2 separate regions of the Homo sapiens genome follow, and region 2 is linked to region 1. Evidence: chromatin contacts called from ENCODE Hi-C data. All regions are on one chromosome and are shown on one strand. Each heading gives the region's core, a stretch centred on a gene start or an enhancer-like site at or near the end of the contact. The rest is flanking DNA. Distances are from core to core; before and after follow the strand shown.

Region 1 (2,577 bases), core at 34-2,533:
GGTTGTGAATGCATTTGCCACCCCTACATGGAGAACCTCATCTGAACCTCAGCAAACTGATAAGGACCACTCTGATTTTTAAAACCCTCCAGACAAGCTGCCTTCCTTCTGTGGATCACACACCACCCAGGTTAGCAGCAGTGCCACCAGAAACACTGTTGCACTCAAGTTTTCTCGCAGGTGACTCATCTGCATGCTCCTTGGCGGAGAATCGCGGGTTACTGTACTGTCTTTGTGTAAGAGTTCTTCATATTCTCGAAGATGTTTGTTACATCTTGTTTCTACTGTCTTTCCTCCAGGTTACACATTGTGCGTCTTTCACCCTTTCTGTGCAAGTTGTTCTTTCTGACCCTAATCACCTTATGTTGTTGGATCTTACTCCAAGTTCATCTACTTTGGTCGTGGATTCGGAACTGAGCCTAGAGTCCATGAAGGACTCTAGCAAGAATGAGCACAATTAGAGGTCTCCTGGCACCCTGTTGTTGTCTCCTTTTTTTCTTTCTAACAAAAGCCCATGGTCAGTCTCTCCAGTTCATGACTCTTTTTCAACCCCAGCCTCCCTTTCTCCGTTTGTGTACATGCCCTATTTTTCTTTTCCTGGTAGACAACCCTGCACTTTTCCTTCTCTGAGCAGCAACAGTGAAAGGGAAGGGAGGTGGAGGGAGAGTAAGCCACATGGGCAACCTGCAACCTGGGTCTCCAGCCTCTTGCAGTCTTGGTCCTCACCGTGGCATAGTATAGTACCAGTAGAGGCACTGCAGGGACAGATGAACTCCATAGCAAGGCATTGCAAGAGGCCTTTGGAGAAATTCCTTTGCAATTTGAGCAAAGCCCACTCCTTGGCTTAGCAAATCTTTTTACTTTTTGGTCTGCTAGAATTTACTGCATGCGTAGTTATCCAGAAGGTACGTCTCTGTCCCATTCGGCTTTATTAGACGCCATCTGGAAAGGGGCTGGGAGTGGTCAGCCTCAGGGAGGGGAGCCAACTGACCGTGAAAGGAGGGAGATGAGAGCGAAGTAAGCATAGTGCTCGCTCCCCAAGGATTGAAACTGCCTGCCCCGAGCTGAAGACTTACAAAGACGTAGTCCAGATTCCCAGAGAAAATGAGGCTTTATACCCATAACAAGTTGTAATTTGAGTCACCGGGGAAGTTAAGAAAGTGAAAACATGAGCAAATGCCAGTGTGATGGAATCAGAGTCTCCATGCTGGAAGAGACTTCAGAGGGATCTGCTTGAGCTCCCTGGCTTTATAGACAGGAAGACCGGCCCCCTCAGATGCACACAGCCAGGTACTGCACGGCCGGGCCAGAGGCTTTTCTGATGCCTGCCTCCCTCTCCCGGCAACGGAACCTCATCACCTAGTTCTGATAGGAAAAAAAAAAAATGAGGTGATCAGAAAACAACTTCCTCAACTTTCTCAGTCTCCACCAGCAACTAAAATTGTTCCTGTATCCCCCTCACCTTATCCACTTAGCACCCCTACACCCAAGGGCAGCTAGGACCCGCTGCTGTCTCTCCATGACCTCCCTCCCTCTGTAGCCTTAGGTAGGCCCCTGGCAGCTTTTGCCTGGAAATTTGCAACAGTCTCTTGACGGGTCCCCCTGCCTCCCTCCATTCTTAGTTCACCTGTCACTCTGTGGCTGCCTCACCCATCTAAGAAGCAAACCTGGTAAAATTGCTTCTGTTTAAAAGTCTTGAAATCCTGCAATGGCCTCAGTGGCCCCTAGGATAACTATAAACTCCTTAACATGGGCTACAAATAGGTGGTTTTCACCCCTGGGTGTATATTAGAATCACCTGGGATCTTTTTAAAATTACCCGTGCCTGGGTCTCACCCGTAGTGACTCCATAGAGTGGGCCTGGGTGGGGCCAGTGGTGTCCTACAGCTGGAACCAGCCCCAGCGACTCAGGAGAGGCCATCGCTTCCAGGAATCTTATGAGTGGGTTGTTAAATGACCATTATTAAAAATTATACAAACTTGTAAGTAAGTACATTATGTTAAAAACAAAGGTAATACATACTCAAAAGTCAGGTTTGCCTGATGCCTTTACTACCTTTCGAGGTAATTTCTATTGATTGTATCTGCTGGGTGGAAATACTATATAATGGTGTGCTACTACACATCTCCTCCCAACTCTGCAGTCAGTGACATCCCATTGGTAGCTTGAAATTGACCATGGCATGAGTATTTACATCATAGAAATTGGCAAATGCTACAAATCAGCCCCTGCCCCCCAACAAGTCATTAAACACTGATATCACTGGCTGCGGCTCAGGTATTTACATGATTTTTTTAAAGCTCCTCCGGTTGATTCTGATGAGCAGCAGAGTTGAGAAGCACCAGCCAGGATCTGACTCTTTCTGCCTCTTGAGCAAGCCTCATCTCTTAGAAAAACTCTCCTCTTCCCCCCAACTTTCTTCAGTCCTGCCACACACAACCAACTGCAGTGGCCCAAACACGAGTGCCATGTTATTTCTCATTCTGTGTTTTTACTCCTAGACACACTGATTCTTCTGCCTGGAATGCCTGTCACTTCCTTGTCTGCCTGGCAAGCACCTGTTCATCTTCCAAAAC
Region 2 (2,577 bases), core at 37-2,536, 310 kb after region 1:
TCAGGAAGGTCAGGAGTGCCAAAGAAAAACTAAGCAGGGCAAGGAGAGAATGAGTGGCGTGGGCAAGGAGCAAGACAAACAGATGCCTGAAAGGAGCGAGTGCCAGGCTGCACTCAGCTTCCCCCGACCCGCTGGCTCAGGAGCCGATTTTCCCATAGCCAGGCACTAAGCAGCCGGTAGGGAGGACAGAGAAGCTTAAGGGTCACCTGCTGGCCCTTCCCAGCAGAAGCAAGGCAGGGGCATGCGCCGTGTTTGCACAGATACCTCACCCCTGGAAAGGCAGCAGCAGGCAATGGGCAGTGGGCCTGTCTCAGCAGTTTCACCAGGGAGAATGGTTTCTCTGAAAGAATAGTATAAAGGTTCAGTGGGTGTCAGAAAGGAGAGAGGCAGGCTGGGATCTGCTGATACAGCATCAGGGCAACCCCCCGGCCCCTCTGAGAGCCAAACCTTCTCTGGTTTTTGTTTTGGTTGTTTTTTGAGACAGGGTCTCGCTCTGTCACCCAGGCTGGAGTGTAGTGGTACAATCACAGCTCAGTGCAGCCTGGCGCTGCTGGGGTCAAATGATCCTCCCACCTCAGTCTCTGGCCTTGCTAAGATCACAGGTGTGCATCACCACACCCAGCTAATTATTCTTAAATTTTTTGTAGAGACGAAGTTTCCCTGTGTTGCCTGGGCCTGGTCTCGAACTCCTGGGCTCAAGCAGTCCTTCTGCCTGGGCTTCCCAAAGTGCTGGGTGACAGGTGTGAGCCACCGTGCTGGGCCATAAGCAAGTCTTCATATATTTGATGACAGTGTTTGACCACCCCAGCCAAAACTTCTCTGGCCTGCACATCCCTAATTCTGGCAGATGCTCCATCTCCACTTGTTCCCCATGGGTGCCCCTCCCAACACACACACGTACACGTGCACACACGCACACTTCCCCAAGTGACCTACCAGATACCCCCTCGCTCTAGCCCTCAAGGGAAGAGCTGGGCTCCAGGAGTAATGTTCCTTTGGTTCTTCATGGCTCCCACCCCGCTCCTTCAGGTCTTGATTTCAGAAGGACTGGGGCAGTTTGCTCAAGATCCCAAGTTCATCGAGGTCACCACCCAGGAGCTGGCCGACGCCTGCGACATGACCATAGAGGAGATGGAGAGCGCGGCCGACAACATCCTCAGCGGGGGCGCCCCACAGAGCCCCAATGGCGCCCTCTTACCCTTTGTGAACTGCAGGGACGCGGGGCAGGACCGAGCCGGGGGCGAAGAGGACGCGGGCTGTGTGCGCGCGCGGGGTCGACCGAGTGAGGAGGAGCTCCAGGACAGCAGGGTCTACGTCAGCAGCCTGTAGTGGGCGCTGCCAGATGCGGGCTTTTTTTTATTTGTTTCAATGTTCCTAATGGGTTCGTTTCAGAAGTGCCTCACTGTTCTCGTGACCTGGAGTTAACCGGAACAGCGTCTTCATTCATTTCTGTTGGGACCAGACGCGGAGCCTGGGTGCGCGAGCCGCCCTCCGGGAGGAAGGCGCCCGGCTGCGTCTGCAGAGGCGGGGAGAGGAGGCGGCGAGGGTCCCGGGGCGCGAGGAAGGCGCCTGCCCTCTCCCAGCTCGCAGGCCCCGGGCCCGGCCGCGCCTCCGCGGGGAGAGCACCCCGGCTTCCCGCGCGCCCTCACCAAAAGGACCCTACAGCAAACGGGTGTCTTTCGACTCTGCTTGTAGAAACCATTTGCACATATTCTGTACGAGCCTCGCTGTCTCCCTAGAGCCAGGGCCCTGCGGATTTGGAGAAGGGAGCGGGGCAGGACTTCCAGGAGGACCCCAACCCGGCCCGGAGAGGGAGGAGGAGGCCTCCAGGGGCGCGGAGCTCTGGGGATGGGCGTCGGGCCGGCAGTGGTGCGGCTCACTCCGTCCCTGCCCACCTGCGACGGGATCCCCCGACCGGCACGGGCCACGCCGAGCTCCCGGCCAGCCGCCGGCCCGCAGGCAGCGCGAGGGAGGAGCTGCGCCGCCGGCTCCGCCCAACCAGGTGGTGCTGAGCTTCCGCTGAGCGCTCTTTTGTTTTGTGGTTTGACACTTTTCTTGACAGCATGTTGCAGTTTCTTTTCGGTTTTGGTTTTTTTTAAATGTTTTATTTTGCTTTCCCAGCGGGAGGGGAGGAAGAAGAGTGTTTACAAAGTCCTGTAGCCCCCTCACCTTTCTGTTTTCACTTTTGCCAATGTACATCGGGTTTGGTTTTCTTGTATTATTTAAACGGTTGTGGTTTCCTTTTTCCACGGAGGTTCAATAGAAGCCGCTGCAGGAGAGTTTTACCAACCATTGTGTATGCCCAATAATTTGTTATCATTTCCTTAGGTAGTAACCTATTTTTGTTCTGGTTTGGTTCGGTTATCTAATGGAAAGGTAACTGGCAATGCACTTGATGTGGTCTTGCACATGTGGGTGATAGAGTTGGGTTCCTTTTTATGCTGGGTGTACAGGTGGGTTTGGGAGAGAGGAGCATGCGCGAGAGAGTCTCCGAGTGTGTGCGACGCGTGTGTGTGTGGTGGGTTGTCTGTGTGCATATGTCCTGCCCGTGTATATGCACCCACACCATGTGCCCGT

The links. A loop is a pair of places that touch in the nucleus more often than their neighbours do. Pooled maps may share reads with other maps.
Region 2: a pooled map shows a loop between it and region 1 (9-fold over the local background). The contact joins the promoter of CACNA1C-AS1 here to the enhancer-like site in region 1. A Hi-C loop is called at or near these places in 2 of 37 single-sample maps with no recorded cell type and 3 of 50 pooled maps.

The regions. Positions count from the first base shown.
Region 1 is chr12:2,384,001-2,386,577 of GRCh38, forward strand. The region is part of intron 3 of CACNA1C (calcium voltage-gated channel subunit alpha1 C); the gene reads left to right. Among named protein-coding and RNA genes, the nearest start is that of CACNA1C-IT3, 120 kb to the left of the region's middle. Within about 2 kb of position 1,284, at least 7 of the 41 ENCODE cell types and tissues checked have a DNase peak (open chromatin) inside an H3K27ac peak, as active enhancers do.
Region 2 is chr12:2,689,871-2,692,447 of GRCh38, forward strand. It overlaps CACNA1C-AS1 (CACNA1C antisense RNA 1), which reads right to left and starts at 1,287. Exons shown (of 4, transcript NR_045725.1): 1 at 1,199-1,287; 2 at 937-1,109; 3 at 270-340. It overlaps CACNA1C (calcium voltage-gated channel subunit alpha1 C), which reads left to right. Exons shown (of 47, transcript NM_000719.7): 47 at 1,030-2,577. The coding sequence ends at 1,329. RefSeq lists a silencer at 1,747-2,016.